Regions from separate parts of the Homo sapiens genome. Here region 2 is linked to region 1. A link is a loop called in an ENCODE intact Hi-C map of the cell type or tissue named here. Cell type or tissue: PC-3. All regions are shown on one strand. Links, peaks and the distances in the headings refer to the core of each region. The heading gives the core; the rest is flanking DNA.

Region 1 (10,808 bases), core at 3,264-8,263:
TTATCTCTCATGTAGAAAAACATTGTATAAACAGAATAATATAAGAAGTGTGATGGAGGCCCCAGAGCAGTGGTTCACGCCTGTAATCCCAACACTTTGGGAAGCCAAGGTGGGCGGATCACTTGAGCCCAGGAGTTCAAGACCAGCCTGACCACCATGGCAAAACCCTGTCTCTACAGAAAATACAAAAATTAGCTGGGTGTGGTGGCATGCGCCTGTAGTCCCAGCTACCTGGGAGGCTGAGACATGAGAATTGCTTGAACCCAGGAGTTCCAAGCTGCAGTGAGCCGAGATCACGCCACTGCACCCCAGTCTGGGCAACAGAGTGAGACCCTTTCTCAAAAAAAAATTTTTTTTTAAGTGTAAAATCTGTGATAGCCATTAGAGCTGGTTATCTTCTGGGCAGCTATATGATTATTTCTTGTGGCCCTCTGTGGCTGGGTAGGGCCATGTAACTAGTCTGGCCAATAACTTGCGATCAGAGGTGATGTGTGTTAGCTGGGCACGGTGGCTCATGCCTATAATCCCAGCACTTTGGGAGGCCAAGGCAGGTGGATCATTTGAGGCTAAGAGTTGGAGACCAGTCTGGCCAACAAGGCAAAACCCCCTCTCTACTAAAAATACAAAAATTAGCCAGGTGTGGTGGCGGGCACCAATAATCCCAGTTACACAGGAGGCTGAGGCAGGAGAATCGCTTGAGCCCAGGAGGAGGTTGCAGTGAGCCGAGATCGCACCACTGCACTCCAGCCTGGGCGACAGAGACAAAAAAAAAAAAGAAAGAAAAGAAAAGAAATGATGCATGTCATTTCCAAGCCAAGCATTTGGTTGCCTTTGCTGCGCCCTCCAGAGCCTTCTTTTCCCCTGACATGGTGACTGGCATTGTTCCAGATAGCAGCTGTTCCCTCAGCCCACAGTGAGGACAGCATGGATTGGGGTCCTCAGCCAACCTGCAACCTGCAATGTACAGTGAGCAAGAAGTAAACCTTTGTTGTTTTAAGCCACTGCAATCTGTTACCACAGCATTACCCTGCCTTTCCTGATGATAAGGAGAATGTCAGGAAGAGGTGGGTTCAGGGAAGGCAGGCAACATTTAAGATGAGACTTGGTTAAAGAAAAAAGGAGTTAATCACGGGAAGAGTTGAAGAAAGAGTATTTCCGACAGAAGAAACTGCTGAATACTAAGACCCTGCAGTGGGAATGAATTTTGAGGGACAAAAAGAATGCCAGTGAAGAGAGTAGTAAGAAAAGAAGAGAAAAATAAAACATGTGATCAGAGAGGTTGGCAGGGACCACAGCAAGTACACACTGTAGACTGTGGTGAAGAATCTGGAGTTTACTCCTAGGCAGCCACTGGTGGGTTCAGTTCAGAGGATGATGTGATACAGATCACATTTTAAAGGTGGGTAATTCTTGCTTGGAGGATGTGTTGGGGAGGCCAAGCATGGAACCATGGAGCCCACTTAGAAAGCGGGTACTGGTGAGAGATGATGGTGCCTTGAACTTCAGTGGTAGCAGGCAAAAAATAAGTAAAATTTGGGGAATGTGTTTTGCAGGTGCACCTGGCAGAAGGCAATTGAGGGATCACAGGTGACCCTTATGTCTCTCAGTTGAGCTACTATTTGATGAGGCTGTTTACTGAAATGGGGGCAAATGAGAACAGGCTTGCAGAGAGGGAAGGAAGTTAATTTTTGCTGTCTTAGCTTTCAAATCCATTTGACATCCACGTGCATATGTTAGATGAACTACTAGAGAGGCAACCCCATTTCTCAAGGGAATGCCCAGAGCTAAAAATGTCTACATTTGGGAGTCACTAGCATATAAGTGATATTTAAGTCGAGGGACCAGATTAGATCATCTAGAGAGGGAATTTATTTATTTATTTATTTATTTATTTATTTTTCTTGAGAGGGAGTTTCGCTCTGTCACCCAGGCTGGAGTGCAGTGGCGCGATCTTGGCTCACTGCAACCGCTGCCTCCCAGGTTTAAATGATTCTCCTGCCTCAGCCTCCCAAGTAGCTGGGACTACAGGCATGCGCCACCACACCCAGCTAATTTTTGTATTTTTAGTAGAAACGGGGTTTTGCCATGTTGGCCAGGCTGGTCTCAAACTCCTGACCTCAGGTGATCCACCCGCCTCGGCCTCCCAAAGTGCTGGGATTACAGGCATGAGCCACCACACCCGGTCTAGACAGGGAATTTAAATAGAAAAAAAGATGTGGAAATAGGTGAAAAGACAGACAAACGTGTGGTCACTAGAGCCAAAGGAAAAACATATTTTGAGTGCTTTTGAGAGGTCGAGTGAGACGTGAGTATTGACAGTATTTTAACATGGAGGCTATCAGTAGCTTTGACCAGAAAAGCTTTAATGGAGTTAGGGAGGGGAAAGCCAGATTGAGGAAGTTGAAGAGAGAATGGAGGAGAATGAAGAAAAAAGAAAAGAAAAGAAGAGAGAGAGAGAGAAAGAAAGAAAAAAGAAAGAAAGAGAATTTCCATAAGTTTTACTCTGATAGGGAACAAAAAGTGAGATGGAGCCTGGGCGGAGTCCTGTGGGAAGGGCAGATTTTTCTTCTCTTAAGATGGGAGATACTTGGGTGTGTTTATTTGCTGATGCTGTTGAGTAGGCAGGAGTGAACTGAAGACAAAGGAGATTAATAGATTAATTCACAAGGGAAGAAATGGGTCTGATCCAGAGGAGAGATCCTTCAACCAAGGATGGCAAAGGCAGGCAGATGTTGGTCTTACTGATGAAACTACAAAGGATTGCTCTTTAATTGTGGCTATTTTTACTGAGTTATGAACAAAATAAATGGAATAATATTTGATGAATATTAAATAAAAACTGAATAAAGACCTGAAACTGCATATTGAAAGGATGCCCATGAAGCAAATAATGGAAGGCCCTATATGTTTCTTGGTTAATATTAAATTTTAAGAGCAAAGAATAAATTCTATCAGCATGTAAACAGAAAATAAAGTTTACAAACAAAGGAAAAAGTCAGGCTGCATTTTGGTCCAGCCATGATGGAATAGTTTATATCAAGATTATAAATGTCCTACAGAAAACAACTGTAAAAGATATACCATATACATTAAAAAACTGTTTTAAATTTTTGGAGAGCATGTAACTAAGACAGGATTTGAGGAACTGTGATACCTGAGACCAGTGAGGCCAACCTCATGTTTACTGCCTTTTTCCTTGAAGGCACTTGCTATTTCACAGCAAAGCAACGGAACAGGGGTCCAACAGAAACAGCAGATGGAATTTAGGAAATATCTGTTTCATAATTCAAAAATGATACAATTGTATAAGCAGAAAATTAAAAAGAATCAACAGATGGACGATTAGAAATAATGAATTAGCAAGGACATGGGACACAAGACTTATAATAAAAAGTCAATATTTTTTACAGTGAGGCTCAAAGGACTTTGTTGAAGGCTATACTCTAAAATACTAAGGCATTAAATGCATATTTTAAATTTGCCCTTTAAGTTTTGGGGTGGTTGAGAAATTCAGTAAAAAATATTTCCAAATAACATGCAGAAGTTGTTTTTAAGCTTAAAAGCTCATATTTTAGCTACACCCACACAGATGATGTAGAAAACAGCTGAATTTCGGTGTATCTGAATGGTCCAGATTATGTTCCTTCTGAAAGAGACAGTTTTACGTACGATCATTTTTCATATGAAGCATATAAAAAGACACCCAGAAACTACCACGTATTTACCACATAGACAATGTCCATCTTTATCTGTAATTCAAAACCATGTAATTCCTTTTATGCAACAGACTGCAGTGTGTGAGAAGTATGTCAAGAGAAGAGTAAAAAAACAACCAGGAGCTGGGCGCAGTGGCTCATGCCTGTAATCTCAGCACTTTGGGAGGCCAAGGCGGGCGGATCACGAGGTCAGGAGATCGAGACCACCCTGGTTAACACGGTGAAACCCCGTCTCTACTAAAAATACAAAAAATGAGCTGGGCGTGGTGGCGGGCACCTGTAGTCCCAGCTACTCAGGAGGCTGAGGCAGGAGAATGGCGTAAACCTGGGAGGCGGAGCTTGCAGTGAGCCGAGATCGCGCCACTGCACTCCAGCCTGGGCGACAAAGCGAGACTCTGTCTCAACAACAACAAAAAAACAACCAGGAGTACATTCATTAAAAAAAAACTCAGCTGAGTGCGGTGGCTCAGGCCTGTAATCCCAGCACTTTGGGAGGATGAGGCAGCCAGATCACCTGTGGTCAGGAGTTTGAGACCAGCCTGACCAAAATGGTGAAATCCCCTCTCTACTAAAAATACAAAAATTAGCCAGGCGTGGTAGCACACGCCTATAGTCCCAGCTACTCGGGAGGCTGAGGAAGGAGAATCGCTTGAATCCAGGAAGCGGAGATTGCAGTCCGTCGAGATTGTGCCACTGTACTCCAGCCTGGGTGACAGAGCGAGACTCTGTCTCAAAATAAATTAATTAACTAAATAAAAGAAATTTAAAAAATTTTAAGTCAATGCTATTTTTATACACTAACAACAACAAAAAAATTAGACCACGGAATTTGTAAAAACCAGGTTGGCCTTACATTCTGTCACAATATGTGATGTCAGAAAATAAGAGAACATTGCCTAACAAGTTTTTTTCCTTTAAAATTATGCTATTTATTTGACATGATATATAAACTCAAAGCATTTTATCAAGTTACTTCCTGCTCCCCCATAAATAGAATAACTCTGGTTAATTTGGTCAGCCCAAATACAGTTTAACAAGTTTTGAGGGGAAATGTTTGTCATCTGTGTAAGGTTGTGCTGGTTTTCATGGTGAAATTGTGGTGTTCCTTCATTGTGGCTATTTTCCAGTAAAAATTATGATGTTGTATTTCAGCTACCTGTAAGAAGAATCAAGATAAAGAATTCATGAATGATAAAAACACTTTGAAAAGACTGGTGGTAAGTATCAAATGATTCAAAAACAAGTAATTTTAAGATACCTTTAAGTGTACTTACAAAACATACCTTTTGGGCATGTGTACAAAATATAATTTTTAGAGTAACAAATGTACAAAAATAACAGGTAGGGCATAACAAAGTCGGAGGGTAGAAGATAATTTTATCAAATATAATTCTGTGTTTCATTCATTAGGCATTAATTACTGACAAGTTTATTTTTAGCTTTTTATTGAAATATAATACGCACATATAAAGTGTAGAGCTCATTGAATTTTCACAAAATGAATACGCGTACTTGAAAAAACCGCAGAGATCAAGAAACAAAAAACATGATTCACATCTGAGGAAGATAAATATATTTTTGAAAATTAAAAGTTCCACTAGAACAAAATTAAAAAAAAAAATACCCCACCAAAACTGTAACATTAATGAAACTGCAATTCTCTTAAGTCAACAGCAGAGGGTGCCCTTGAACTGTGAAATATAGTCTGCCAACTAAAATCTTTACCCTTGCCAGATATTGCTGGTCCAGGAAAAAGATGGGACATTTCCAGATGAATGGGAAAGGGTAGACAACATCCAAATGAAGTCTCTGTATAAAGGGAATGTAAAATAAAAATCAAACACCTCAACTAATAAAAATTCCCTTTCACAAAATGAAGAAGAAACTGATGGACGCTACCAACCTGAATGTAACATTTTTTACCATTTGCAGATCTGAAAGAAACACCTAGAATGATACATTAAAAAACCCAGAACAGGAACAGACAAAACAAAACAAAAAAAAAACAGCAAACAAAACCCCAGGAAGAAATAAAATGAGAGTCTTGCAGTAATAGTGGAAGAGCTGCTTTGGGCCAATTCTCTTGCAAATAATGACCATCATTCCATTCCAAATATAAAAACGAACTACTTGATGGCCCTGGAGAACAACCAAAAGGAAGCAGAAAGGGAGAGAGGATTGGCACTTGGCAGAAGATAAGAATAGCACTGTGTAAACTTTCCATGTTAATGGCTTTTAGCCTGAGCGCAGGCAGCCCACAGTTCTCCTCAGAGAGTTTACTAAATCTTGGGTAGAAACCCACAGCCTTAGAAGCTTAAGGAATCAAAAGACAGGGTTTGAGGCAACCATGATGGATATAAAGATGGAGGCAGTTACGTGTTGAATGGTGTCCCCCCAACATTCATATGCTGAAGTCCCAACCTGCAGCACCTCAGGATGTGACCTTACTTGGAAATAAGGTCATGCAGATATAGTTAGTTGAGACGAGACCATACTGGGCTAGAGTGGTCCCTAATCCAATATGACTAATGTCCTTTGGGGAAACCTGGACACAGACATGCACACAGTGAGAATGACATGTGAAGACTGGAAGGTGACTGCAAGAACACATGTTCAAATGTTTCTAAACATCAAAACAAAATGTTTAAAGAGCAACGAAAACAGACTAAAGAGACATATTAAGTAAAACAAAACAAAGTAAATATAACATTAAAATAGCTATTGAACCAAACCTGTCACTCATTTCAATACATGTAAATAGAAACCCATGTATTACAAGGAAAAGACCTGCAGGTTGACCCACAAAGCAAAACCCAACTCTATGCTGCATTTAGGAGATATACCTAAACCAAAGTGATTCAGAATGGCTGGTAAAAGTCAAGAGATGTAAAAGTATAGGGCAGACAAACAAAATAGTAAGAAAACAGAGACTGTGCTAATGATACCAGAAAATGTTGAATTTGGACAAAAAGTGAGACAACAAAATATTTGATAATACCAAGAGCCACAATTCACAAAGATCACATATCAGTTATGAATATATATGACACAAATAACACAGCACCTACCTTTATATATCAGAAAGTTAAAGATATATAGGGAGAAATATACAAAACTACACTAAAATTAGGAGACCTACATTTCAGTCCAACATAAGACACAGGTCAAGTGGACAAAAAATAAGGTGCTTTTGCTTTTCTGCCTTAGGGGCTTCTGAAATCCACTGAAACTTGCTATTATGGATTGAATGTCTGTGTCCCCGCAATATTCATATGTTGAAGCCCTAACCCCCAGCGCGATGGTATTTACAGATGGAATCTTTCAGAAGTAATTAGGTTTAGATGAGGTCACAAGGGTGGAACTTTCATGATAGAATTAGCGCTCTTACAAGAAGAGACACTAAAGAGCTTGCTTGCTCTCTCTTTGGAGTGTGAGGACACATTAGCTCTCAGCAGGCAAAAGAAAGAGTCAACAATTTTGTAGTTATATTTATAAAGATTATGTAGACTGAAGAACAGAGAGAAAAAAAATGAAGAAAAATAAACAGAGCCTCGTGGAAATGTGAGACATCATTAATCACATCAACATATGCATGAGAAGGAGAGGAGAGAGAGAAAGGAGGAGAAATAATGGCTGAAAACTTCCCAAGTTTGGTGAAAAACATTAATCAATACATCCAAGAAGCTCAGTAAACTTTAAGTAAAATAAACACAAATGTTGGAGACCTAGATTGACAGCAACAAGATGGAGGGATAGGGGTTTCCAGTACTTGTTCCCTCACAGAAACATCAATTTGTAATAACTATCCATGCATAAAAATAACTTCACAACAGCTAGGAATTCAGATGAAGGATTAGAGTACCTGCGTGGAGCACAGATCTAAGAAAAGATACACTGAACAGGGCAGGACAGTGTTACATTACCCATGACAGCCTTCCCCAAGCACAGGCAGTGCAGTCTAGAAAGAGATACCCTTGATGTGGAGGAAAAACAGGGAAATGAGCACCCATATTTGCTGCAGACCCTAGCACCAGGACCATCCCAGTGAGCACTGGTGGCAGACCAGTCCCTATGGTCCCAGCTCCAGGCCTACCCTCGTGATAGGCTGGAGCCCATGACCCTGCACTGCAGGTGAGCACTTTCCCTAGCGCCAGACCAACCCCCATGACCCCACACTCCAGATCAGACTCACTGGACCCAGGCTTCAACCCCACTCTCTACTTGCTGACACCCACAGTCTCAGGCTCAAAGCCTACCTCAATGCCAGGCTGGGCCCCAGTGGAACCAGGTCTCAAGCCAGCCCCCACACAGGCAACAGGCCTGCCCTTGCAGACCCAGGATCCAGGCCTGTACACATAGACCCTGGCTCCAGACCTCCTCCTGCAAACTCAGGCACCAGGCCTGCCCATGCAGATCTAATACGTAGGTGTGCCTCAGTGGACTGAGGTACCAGGCTCACCCACCCACTGGTCCAGGCATCATGAAAGCTCTACTAAGGGCTCCAGCAGCAAGCCCACCCACAGACCCCGCTATAAGATCTGCCCAGAATCTCTTGGTGGGCTGAATGTTAAAGTGCTTTACCTGCTGAAGCCAGTCTGTAAAGACTCAAAGAGATGCCTACTTCTTCAAATGTGCAAACACTAACTCAGGCCACAAGAATCACAAATAATCAGGGGCACATGACACCACCAAAGGGACAAAATTAAGCACTAGTAATGACCCTAAAGAAATGGAGATCTACAATCAGAATAATTGGGGTATCCAATGGAGGCTGGGAAGGGTAGTGGGAAAGAGGGGGATAAGCAGGGAATGGTTTATAAATCATTTTATGGGCATAAAAACACAGTTAAATAGAATGAATAAGATCTAATGTTTGGTAGCACAGTAGAGTGACAATAGTTAACAATAATTTATTGTATGTTTCAAAGTAACTAAAAGAGTAGAATTGGAATGTTCCTTAAACAAAGAAATGATAAATGCTTGAGGTGATGGATACCCCAATTATTCTGACTTAATCATTCTACATTGTATGCTTATATCAAAATATCACATATACCCCATAAATATGTACAACTAGTATGTATATATAATAATTTAAGATAAGAAGACTTTAAATAAATAATGACAGAAAACTCCCAAATCTGGAGAGGTATATGAACATCAAGATCCATGAAGCTCAAAGAACCTCAAATAGATGAAATATAAAGAGATCTTCACCAAGACAAATTATAGTCAAATTGTCAAGTGAAAAACAAAACTTGGAAAGCAACAGAAAAGCAACTCATCACATACAAAGGAGCCACCATAAGATTAACAGCAGACTTCTCAACAGAAGCCTTGCAGGCCGAGAGAGTGGGATAATATATTCAAAGTGCTAAAGGGAGGAAAAGCCCCTTCAACCAAAAAGACTATACCCAGCAAAGCTGTCCTTTACAAATGAAGGAGAGATTAAGACTTTGCCAGACAAACAAAAGCTGGGGTTGTTCATCAACCTAGACCTGCAGTATAAGAAATACTAAATGTAGCTCTTCAAGTTGAGATGAAAGGATGCTAAAATAATGACGTGAGAACATATGAAAGTATAAAACTCACTGTAAAAGTAAGAATATAGTCAAATTCAGAATATTCTAATACTGTAATGGTGGTATGTAAGTCACTTTTAACTCTAGTATATACATTTAGAAACAAAAGTATTACAAATAACTATAGTTTCAATAATATATTAATGAATACATAATGAAACACAATATATAAAAGATGTAAACTGCGACATCAGTAACAAAATGGGGGGAAGGAAATTTTAAAGTGTAGAGTTCTTGAATGTGGTTGAACTGAAGTCATTATCAGATTAAAATACACTGATAAAACTATAAAATATCTTATATAAGCCTCAAAGGAACCACAGAGAAAATACCTGTAGCAGATACACAAAAGACAAAGAGAAAGTAATTAAATCACATCTCATGCCACTACAAAAAATTATCAAATGATAAAGGAAGATAGTAAGAAAGAAAGGAATGAAGGAACTACAAAATAGCAAATAATTAATAAAACAGCAATAGTAAGTCCTTATCTATCAGTGATTACTTTAAATATAAATGGACTCCAATCAAAAATATAATGGCTTCCTAGATTTAAAAACAAAAAGCAAAAGCGACCCAACAATATGCTGCCTACAAGAGACTCACTTTAGCTTTAAGGACACATACAGATTGAAAGTAAAGGAATGGAAAAACATATTCCATGCAAAGTGGTAACCAAATAAGAGCAGCAGTGGTGGTTATACCTATATCAGACAAGATAGATTTTAAGTCAAAAATTGTCACGCGAGACAAAGAAAGTCACTACATAATGATAAACAGAAACATTCGTCAAAAGGATGTAATAATTATAAATATATTTGCACCCAACGTTGGAACACCTAAATATATAAAACAAATATAAACAGAATTATAGGGAGAAATAGATAGCAATATAATAATAGTAGGGTACTTCAATATCCCACATTCAACAATGGATAGATCGTCCAGACAAAAAACCAATAATGAAACAGTATACTTGAATAACAAGTATAAACCAAATGGGCATGATAGACATATACAGAATATCTATTCAACAGCAGCAGAATACACATTCTTTTCAAGCTCACAAGGAACATACTCCAGGATAGATCATATCGTAGGCCACAAAACAAGTCTTCACAAATTTAGGAAGACTGAAATCATAGCAAGCATCTTTTCCAACCACAATGATGTGAAGCTAGAAACCAATAATACAAGAAAAATGAAATTCTACAAATACGTGGAAATTAAATAACACACTCCTAAACAATGGGTCAAATAATAAATCAAAAAGGAAATTTTTTAAATCTTGAAACAAATTAAAATGAAAATACAACATACTAAAATGTAGGGGATGTAACAAAAGCAGTTTTAGTAAGAGAGTTTATAGTGATAGCACCTACATGAATAAAAAACATGTCAAATAAACAACCTAACTTTACAGTGCAAAGAACTAGAAAAAGAAGAGCAAACTAAGCCCACAGTTAGCAGAATGAAAGAAATAATAAAAATCAAAGGAGAAATAAATGAA
Region 2 (10,808 bases), core at 1,903-6,902, 140 kb after region 1:
TATGACCCAGCATTTTTATTTTTTAGACATATATTCCCCCAAAATATAACATGAGGTTCATAAGGAGAATATTTAGTTGCCCACAGGGTGTGGCTTTTTCCACAGAACGCTGCAGGTCACTAATGTGATCCTACCTACTGAGGAGTCACATGGGCTGGTTTCGTCATCCCGACCTTTTCGCATCATTGGATCTACTGAATCATAAGAGCCAAGTGACAGAGCTGCTTGCTTGCAGCCTGAACCAGCTGAAGGAACTTTTCTTGCTTTAAGTCCCACTAAAATTTGTCAGTTTTTCAAAGTCACCTATTGGATTTGTCAGTGTAACACACCCAAATGTGCCATTGGTTGCCACCAAAAATTTTACATTTTTCTTACTGTAAGGCAGGCCAGTCCACTGAGGAGGAGATAACCTGTATACTCCTAAACTGGACCCTCTAGAAGATGCATTAATGTAAAAGCCCTCAGATTTTCTTCTTCCTGACATTCATGAGTTTTACCAAAGCTTTTAGGATATTCCCTGCTTTCTTAGCCCTCTCTGTAGTGGACCAGCATAATTTTCTTTGGAATGGTGAGAGGATCAAGGTTCTTCTATCAGTCAGAGTCTAATCATAAGAACGTAAACCACACTAGATATTTCAAACAAAGGGTAGTTAATAAAGGGAATTGATTACGCAGGTATTGGAACACCAAACAAGCAAAAATGAGAGGTTGAGGCAACCCACAGATTAATCTCTTTAGAAGGTACCACCTTAGACCTGGGGGAACAAAATGGAAGAAGTGATATTACCAGAACATACAGAAGAGGATACTTTACTTCTAGTGCTTAGACTGCTGAGGAAGTGTAGGCTGCACCACTCAAGGGGCTATGGCCAAATGGATAAAAGTGAATGATGGGCTTGGCTGCTACTAGTATCTTGATGGGGCATAGTGAGAATATTGCTGGGAATAACAAGCTGAAGGCTGGAATCAAATCATAGCTGTCTGCTGTAGCTGGAGAGTAAGCAAACTAGAACTGGAAACTGGAAGACACTACTTCTTACCTCCTCCACTTTATGGTTTTTGGAAGTGCCTCCAATTGGCAGAAGCTAGCTAGCAAGGGGCTCTGGAATGTGAAGTTTGCAGTGTCTAGTCACAGTGTCCTAGTGCAGAGTACAGAAAAATAATGGGCAAATATCTGACACACTTGCCGCAAAATGGTAAAGATGTATTGTTGTCCCTGCCAGATGAAAGCGAATGGTTTCTGGTATTTTTTAATCCCAGCCAAAGTAACCCAATACCTCCTAGATTTACTTGGACATCTCCAACCTGCTATAATTGGCCCTCTTGTTTGGTAGGAGGCTCTTGGACGTCACCTGTAACATAGAGATATGGTAGCACAGGAGGCAAAGTAGATAGGGGTGAAGGAATTTTTTTAAAGAGGACATAAAGAATGAGAAAAAACTCCTAGGACTACCTTTTTCAGCCATTATGTGTTACTATATTTTTGATATATGTAGGCAAATAGTACATGGCCATATTTTTAAAATCCACCCTGAGAATGTCTTTCTCTTAGGTGAACTTACTCCATTTATGTTTAATATGATTATTAATTTATTTGAACGTTTAATTTTTACCATCTTATTTTGTGTCTTCAATTTAACATGCTTTTGTTTTTGTTTTTATTCTTATTCTTTTTTAACTTATGCTACATCAATTTTTAAAATTCATTTCTATTTGTTTGAAAATTATAAATGTTCAGGCATCTCCCATTTAAGTCAATAATACTTTCCTGAAAACCAGATGTTACATATAAAAATGCTAAGTGAGGGTGTACTTCCTATAATTTTAAATGGAAATTATTATAATGGGTTACATGTCAACAAAAGTCCCCCAATCAAGTTCCTAAAACATAACTTAAGTGTCCATATATCATTAACACATTTTCATGTTAGAGAGGAAAATGCTTTAGAGTTGCTTTCTGATGAAAAACAATGAATATAAATGTTAACAAACAGTTGGTTTGATGCAATACTTTGGCCTCTCAATACCAGCAACATCTGAAACTCATATGACCCTTTGTCAATACTTGTGCTTTATAAAATGACTACATATGATTTCCACACTCTGCTAATTGTATTTGGAACGTAAATCAAATGATTACTTGCACATCTTTAAAAGGCACGTTTTTAAAGTGGTATTGAGTTTTAAGGCCATGAACATAAACTCTTCTTAGACAAATAGTGGATGAAAAATATTGTATTGAGAAATATATGTCTATAAAATTCATATTGTTTTTTGAGATGGAGTCTCACTATGTCACCCAGGATGGAGTGTAGTGGCGTGATCTTGGCTCACTGCAACCTCCACTTCCCAGGTTCGACCAATTCTCCTGCCTCACCCTCCCAAGTAGCTGGGACTACAGGCGCGCACCACCATGCCTGGCCAATTTTTTTATTTTTGTTTTTATTTTTTTAGTAGAGACAGGGTTTCACCATGTTGGCCAGGCTGGTCTTGAACTCCTGGCCTTAAGTAGTCCACCCACCTTGGCCTCCTAAAGTGCTGGGAATACAGGCATAAGCCACCATGCCCAGCCTATAAAATTAGTATCTAAAAGCAAGAAAGGCTGGGCGCGGTGGCTCATGCCTGTAATCCCAGCACTTTGGGAGGCCCAGGCAGTGGATCATGAGATCAGGAGTTTGAGACCAGCCTGGCCAATGTAGTGAAACTCCGACTCTACAAAAATACAAAAAAACTAGCTGGGCCTGGTGGCGGGCGCCTGTAATCCCAGCTACTCAGGAGACTGAGTCAAGACAATCGCTTGAACCTGGGAGGCGGAGATTGCAGTGAGATCGTGCCGCTGCACTCCAGCCTGGGAAACGGTGCAAGACTCTGTCAAAAAAAAAAAAAAAAAAAAGGCAAGAAAACATTCACAATACTAACAAGCAAGAAAGCAAGACTTTCTGTGGGATATATTTGCACATTCTTTTAGGAACTGCCTTTACAATTTCAAAATGCAATTTTTTTTTTTTTTGAGATGGAGTCTCGCTCTTGTTGCCCAGGCTGGTGTGCAATGGTGCCATCTCGGCTCACTGCAATCTCCGCCTCCCAGGTTCAAGCAATTTTCCTGCGTCAGCCTCCCGAGTAGCTGAGATCACAGGTGTACACCACCACACCCAGCTAATTTTTGTATTTTTAGTAGAGACAGGGTTTCTCCATGTTGACCAGGCTAGTCTCGAACTCCTGATCTCAAGTGATCCACCCACCTCGGCCTCCCAAAGTGCTGGGATTACAGGCGTGAGCCACCACACCCGGCCCAAAATGCAATTTTTATAAAGTTAATTTCAGGTGAAAATGGGAGACCTGGGTCAGAGTTTGCCTATAATGCCCTACACCTATTCTGTTGTGTTTCTGTCTGGCCCATGTTGGTGTATTGCATTTCCTTAGAGACCTAGCCTTGTACATTACCTGAATGTGCCCCTCGTGGCATGTGCTAGTCATGCTTTCCCGCCTACAAAAACCACATCACCTTGAAACCCACAAGAGAATACCTAGGGCTGGGCTCAGTGGCTCACACCTGTAATCCCAGCACTTTGGGAGGCCGAGGTGGGTGGATCACGAGGTCAGGATATCGAGGCCATCCTAGCCAACATGGTGAAACCTCGTCTCTACTAAAAATACAAAAATTAGTCAGGCGGGTGGCATGCACCTGTAGTCCCAGCTACTCAGGAGGCTGAGGCAGGAGAATCACTTGAACCCAAGAGACGGAGGTTGAGGTGAGCCGAGATTGCACCACTGCACTCCAGCCTGGGTGACAGAGTGAGGCTCCATCTCAAAAAAAAAAAGAAAAAGAAAGAAAGAAAAAGAAAAAGAAAAAATAATACCTAAAGTACTCCCCAGTCATGTTTCTGGCCTTCTTTTCTTAAACCTAAGTTTTCTGTAACCATCTTGGGGAGTTGTCCCTATCATCAAAGGAATGTCCCCCAATTGTTCTTGTTAAGGACTTTCTATCTGTCACCATCAGAGGGCGACTTTCAATAATTTCCTGGATCTAGGCTCCCTCTTGGGGTATAATTCCAAATTGCTCCCTAATATCATTTCATTCCTCTTCCATTAAATCTCTTGGGACCCAGGCATTTTCCCAGGTCCTCTATCATTAAAAACATGTCCGCAACCCATTTCTAGCCTCATCCCCAAATGTAGAGGCAGTTAGGTCCAGATTTAAATTAAAGGGACACCCATCTTTTTCTCTTCTATGACTAGTTTTAACGTTTCTGATCTCATGTCTTCCCCAATTATCATTCTCTCTTCATTCATCTGATGATATATCCCCAGTCTGCTTTCTGTCATCTCTAAAGCTATCCTTCTCAAGTCATCGTTTTCTGTTCATCTGAAAGATAGGTTGGCCTTGACTGCTGATCAAAGCCCTTCCACTGTTTCTGGGCAAGCCTGACTCCATAAGCAAAGGCACAGCAGATGCAGGCTCCCTGAAGTGATTTTTCTATCTTTGGGATGGGACTGTTTTTTTTGTTTTGTTTTGTTTCGAGAAGAATCCTCTTTCTCTTCAACTAGCCTTTGTTACATTGCTATCGTGGTAACAAGTGTGATTGGGTCATCAATAATGGACATGTCAGGGCCACGTTGAAAGCACAGAGCGGAGGGTGAGTAGGTAGGGAAATGCCTCATAGAGGCTGTGGATACACCATATAAATGATATTGATTCAATCTGATTTTTCCTTGGATCTAGTATGTCTTCTTTCAGAACAGGATAACAAGTAAGAAAATTTGGGATGGCTATCAAGTACCACCAACAATGACCAGAACTGATAAATCAAAACCAAAAATCTCACATAGTGTACATGGAACCTTTCAGCTGAGTTTTCAATCACTCATTCAATCAGCAGATATTTGCTGACTGTCTACCTTGTGTCAAGTACTACTGCTTCAGCCACTGGGGGTATAGTAAGGAACCAAGGTCCTTGCCTCATTAGAGGGTACATCTCATGACGGAGATGAATAATAAATAAACAAATATATGAGGGGTAAATCTAAGGGCTTTAAAAACAATAAAACATAATAGGCCGGGCCTGGTGGCTCATGCCTGTAATCCCAGCACTCTGGGCGGCTGAGGTGGGCGGATCACCTGAGATCAGGAGTTCAAGACCAGCCTGGCTAACATGGTGAAATCCCGTCTCTACTACAAATACAAAAGTTAGTGGGGCATGGTGGCACACATCTGTAATCCCAGCTACTCAGGAGGCTGAGGCAGGAGGATTGCTTGAACCCAGGAGACAGAGGCTGCAGTGAGCCAAGATCAAGCCACTGCACTCCAGCCTGGGTGACAGAGCAAGACTCCATCTCCAAAAAAAAAAAAAAAAAAAAAAAAAAGCAAACTGACAACAAAGACCATTTATCAATACCTAAAATTAAAATACTGAGGAATACTACAGATGGGCCAACTGCCTTTGTCACAGAGATGCTGATAAGAACTAGAAAACCAGGAGGATTTTTTTATTCCTTTTACCCTCCAATCTCCCACTAGCCTCTCCTTTTGTCAGAACCTAACAGGAAGTGCATTGGCCAGAGGCTGTAGGAAATGTAGTTTGCATCTCAGAGTGGAGATTAGAATGGGGGGCTTAAAGCTGAGAGACAGTAGGTGAATAGCTGTCAGAGGAGGCTACTCACAAAAAGTACAGAGTCCAGCGGGCCCATCTCCACTCTGAATTCAAACCTGAATTTCTCGATTGGGCTGACACATGCAAGAAAGGAGAATGAAGAGAGTGGAGGGCAAGAGCCTGAATAGAGGAGCAAGCCAAACCGATTTATATGAACTTTTAATATATACAGACTTCCCCCAAAGAACCAAAGCCCAAATAGTGATAAGAATTTCCTTCTTGAGAGAAAGCAAAGTGGGAGAGTGAGACAGAAGAGACTTCCTGAAGAGCTTCCTTCTCACCCCTAATCCCCATCACCCTAACTCTACTGATATTGATGTGTTTAAAGTTTTGGCCAGTGTTATAATTCAATGTATAGCTTGGTGTGAAATTTTAATATATGGGAAGATATACAGGGTAGTATGATTATGTATGATCCTGTATTGTTATTGCTGGCTATCACACCATGCAGAGTCTGGAGTTATTTGGAAAAACTAGAAGGACCAAGAAAATTTTAAAAATGTGAGGATGATGGGTACAAAAACGTTAGAAAGAATGAATAAGACCTTCTGTTTGCTAGCACAACAGGGTGACTATAGTCACTAATAACTTAATTGTACATTTTTAAATAACTAATAATATAATTAGATTGTTTGTAACACAAAGGATAAGTGCTTGAGGGGGTGGATACCCCATTCCCCATGATGTGATTACTTACTATGCTTTGCATGCCTGTATCAAAACATTTCATGTACTTCATAAATACATATGCCTACTATGTACCCACAAGAATTAAAGATAAAAAATTTAAAGAAAAAGTATGAGGTTGGGGAGAAGCTTCAAGATGCCAATAAATTAGTGGTAGTTGCTGGGGTCCACCTTTTGTGGGTAGACTCAATTATGACATTCAGTTGTGACTCAGTTGTGACACTACATCTCCCCTATCAGGGTAGAAACCTGTAATACTAACAAACTGTCTTCTTTGTTAGACAGAGGCATCTGAATTGATCATATCTATTTTCCTAAATCAGTCTGTCTTACAATTGAGTCCTTGATACTTGAACTTAAAAGCTAAGAATTTGCTACTTTTTTTTTCATATGATTGTTGGCCATGTGTATGTTTTCTTTTGTGAAGTGTCTGTTCATGTCCTTTGTCCACCCTTTTTTTTTTTTGAGATGGAATCTCGCTCTGTTGCTCTGTTGCCAGGCTGGAGTGCACTGGCGCAGTCTCGGCTCACAGCTTCCGACTCCCTGGTTCAAGCGATTCTCCTGCCTCAGCCTCCCGAGTAGCTGAGATTACAGGCACGCACCACCATGCCCAGCTAATGGGATTGTTTGTTTTTTCTTGTATATTAAGTTCCTTATAGATTCTGGGTATTATGCCTTTGTCAGATGCATAATTTTCAGTTTGCAAAAATTTTCTCCCATTCTGTAGGTTGTCTGTTTACTAAATTCAACATCACTTAGCATTAGATAAATGCAAATTAAAACCACAATGAGATATCATCTCACACCAGTCAGAATGGTTATTACTAAAAAGTCACAAAATAACAGATTCTGGCAAGATTGTGGAGAAAAAGGAATGCTTATACACTGTCCTCAAAGACCTAAAGACAGAAATACCATTTGATCCAGCAATGTCATTACCAGGTATATACCCAAAGGAATATAAATCGTTCTATTATAAAGACACATGCACATACATGTTCATTGTGGCACTATTCATAATAGCAAAGACATGGAATCCACCTAAATGCCCATCAGTGATAGACTGGATAAAGAAAATGTGGTACATATACACCATGGAATATTATGCAGTCATGAAAAAGAATGGGATCATGTCCTTTGCAGGGAAATAGATGAGGCTGGAGGCCATCATCCTTAGGAAACTAACACAGAAACAGGAAACCAAAAACAGTATGTTCTCACTTATGAGTGGGAGCTAAATGATAAAAACACATGGACACACAGAGGGAAACAACACACACTGGGGCCTATCAGAGGGTGGAAGGTGGGAGAAGGGAGAGGATCAGGAAAAATAACTAATGGATACTAGGCTTAATATCTGGGTGATGAAATAATCTGTACAACAAACCTCCATGACACATGTTTACCTATGTAACAAGCCTGCACATCCTGCACATGTACCCCTGAACTTAAAATAAAAGTTAAAAAAAAAGAGGAGGAGAAGACATGGGATTTCTCACTGCTGTCGGCAGAGAATGTCTGAATGGGGATGCATATCCACTGCTCCTTCATGTATCATCCCGCCATGTTGGAAACATTCAGAAATTTGCCATGTTGGGCATCTTCAGTCCCAGAGTTTTTCCTGAGACCACCTTCTATCCCTTGCTGTCCATCTTGTACATTTAAAACCTCATTTCCCCCCCACCCAGTTTTGTTTCTCCTTTGGTCCCCATTTTCCTGACACTCCAGTGCTAAATTGAATGTAAGTACTGAGTGGAGAGACAGCTTCCACTTTCGTAAGTAGATTTCCCCACATTTTTAATAGACAAATCTACAGAAAAATTGGATGGCCTTGATTCCTAATTCCCAGATTCCCAGCCTCCTGCTCTTCTCTGTATTCCTCCACTTCTGGCAGCTTCTTAGCTCCCTATTCTTGCCAGAGCAGCTATTGCTGCTGCTATATTCTACTCCTCATAAAATGCATTAGCCCTAAAAATCATTTTCCATTCATTCATCTCTGAATAATGCTAGCTTTGTTGAGTCTTGGTGTTGGTCAATACATGAGATTAATGAATTTATAAACTCTGCTCCTGCTTTCTTACCAGAGATGGAGGGCAGGTTGCTAGGCAAACCTCCCTGCCCAGTCCCCAGTTTCTATCTGGCTTTCATTTTTTGCTTTGCTGGGGAGATAACTTTCTCAAATTCCTACTTACATATTCTCTGGTATCTGAGTCTATGTAGACTATGTAAAATAACAGTTGTAGCATTCACTGTAGTCAGGATGTTGATTTAGGTTGGTGCAAAAGTAATATTTGAGGTGCCAATTACATCTCTTTCCCTTACCGGTTCTGAAGCAGTTAGTAAACACATGCAAAAATCTGGTAAGTTCAGAATATCAGCTTTCTGCTAGAAGTTGGTTTGGAGACTGGCTGGGGCCTGAACATACATTGGGCTTCCTAAAACATCCCCCTGAACTGGAAAGATTTACCCAGCCACTGATAAATGATAGGCCTCTCCTCAAGAAAGCAAGAGCTTCATGTGTCACCAGCAGGCTGTTTAAGAAAGAAAGAGTGGGCCGGGCACAGTGGCTCACGCCTATAATACCAGGACTTTGGGAGGCCGAGGGCAGATCACGAGGTCAGGAGATCGAGACCATCCTGGCTAACACGGTGAAACCCTACCTCTACTAAAAAAATACAAAAAATTAGCCAGGCGTGGTAGTGGGTGCCTGTAGTCCCAGCTACTTGGGAGGCTGAGACAGGAGAATGGTGTGAACCCAGGAGGTGGAGCTTGCAGTGAGCCGAGATCATGCCACTGCACTCCAGCCTGGGTGACACAGCAAGACTCCATCAAAAAAAAAAAAAAAAAAAAAAAAGGAAAGAAAGAAGGAAGGAAAGAAGGAAGGAAGGAAGGAGAGAAAGGAAAGAAGGAAGGAAGAGTGGCTAGGTATAGTAGCTCATGCCTGTAATCCCAGCACTTTGGGAGGCTGAGAGAGGAAGATTGTTTGAGGCCAGGATTTCAAGACCAGCCTGGGCAACACAGTGAGACCATGTCTCTTTAAAAAAAAAAAAAAAAAAGCTGGGCATGGTGGTGCATGCCTGTAGTCCCAGCTACTCAGGAGGCTGAGGTGGGTGGGTGCCTGAGCCCAGGAGTTTGAAGCTGCAGTGACCTATGATGATGCCACTGCACTTCAGCCTGGGTAACAGAATGAGACCCTGTCTGAAAATGCAAGAAAGAAAGACAGAAAGAAAGAGAGAGAGAGAGAGAGAGAGAGAGAGAGAGAGAGAGAGAGAGAAGGAAAGAAAGAAAGAAAGAAAGAAAGAAAGAAAGAAGGAAAGAAAGAAAGAAAGAAAGAAAGAAAGAAAGAAAGAAAGAAGAAGAAAGAAAGAAAGAAAAAGAAAGAATGAAAGAAGACAAAAATGGGGCAAACTACCCTTGCTTGGCATTCTGTGCCACTACCTTTTTTCATGAAGGGTAGATGCTTCTTTCCACACTTCCTTACTTTCCATACCAATACTTCCATAAAGGTAGCCGTTTCTATTTTATAAACAGTTAGAAATGAGAAAAGAGGACAAAACTGTTCAAAAAAACAGTTCCTCCCATCTTGTGCCCTTCCTCCTGCTCTTTGCTCCTGAGGTCACATCTCTCAGAATGCACTGTGCCACCCCAGCACCCTGTCCTCCCTGCCCAGCTGTTACCTGGGGTGTGAAGTCTCCATCTGAATGTGGAAAGTTATGTAGGTGAAGGGATAAGGGGGAGCTGTTCTTAGGCCCTGTCATAGATCAACACCCAAGGAGTAGTAGGCAGGGAGGATCGCCCTGAGTTTTGATCAATGCAGCCCCTGTATCTCTGAAAAAAGAAGACAAACAATGGGGATTCACATTCTCTTTTACCAGATGGTCTCTGTTTCTTCAAGCAAATCCTGGCATTTCCATGAACCCAAGCCTTGTAGGTTTTTTTCAGTCTAGATTTATCTGCCTTATAAGTGGCAGCATTGGATTGCTTATTAAGCTTTTGGTCATTTTTGCAAGTTTTAATCTTTTTCTATACCTTCAAAACTTGCTGCTTGAAGCTAAAAAATTTGTTTCCTTTTTCATAATAGCATCCCTTCCAATGATATCATCCCACCTGTGGCCACTTCCTCCTAGTTCTCTTTCAATCTCTGGCCACTCCTTTTCCATGTTCTTTACAAAATTCATTTATGATGCTCTTTTTTGGATGTTTACATAGTCTGGGGCATGGTTCTATGCTTTAGTCTCTTGTTAGTCCACCATTTTTCCTACTTGATCTTATCTAGTCCAATGGCTTCAATTAGCACATAATGCTTGAGGCTGACTTCCAAATGCATAATTCTACCCAAATGGCTTAGTCTGTTCAGGCTGCTATAACAAAATACCATAAACTGGGTGGATTATAAACAACAGGAATTTATTTCTCACAGTTCCAGAGGCCGGGAAGTCCAAAATCAAGGTGCTGGCACATTCAGTATCT

The links. Peaks named below come from ENCODE experiments on the same cell type or tissue, not always from the same donor. Only the 100,000 strongest peaks of a DNase experiment are listed, where the experiment ranks them.
Region 2: a loop joins it to region 1, with 8 times the contacts of the local background. A loop is called at or near these places in 3 of 110 quality-filtered maps.

What each region holds. Positions count from the first base shown.
Region 1 is chr7:130,826,646-130,837,453 of GRCh38, reverse strand. All of the region lies in intron 3 of LOC105375508 (a long non-coding RNA gene), which reads right to left. It overlaps LOC105375509 (a long non-coding RNA gene), which reads left to right and starts at 4,716. Exons shown (of 3, transcript XR_007060528.1): 1 at 4,716-4,786; 2 at 4,869-4,933. In PC-3, for the core only: a CTCF peak has its summit at 5,393 (motif pointing right); a DNase peak (open chromatin) is centred at 5,413.
Region 2 is chr7:130,689,241-130,700,048 of GRCh38, reverse strand. No RefSeq gene overlaps it. Among named protein-coding and RNA genes, the nearest start is that of TSGA13, 8.1 kb to the right of the region's middle. In PC-3, for the core only: a CTCF peak has its summit at 4,033 (motif pointing right); no DNase peak of the experiment used is centred there.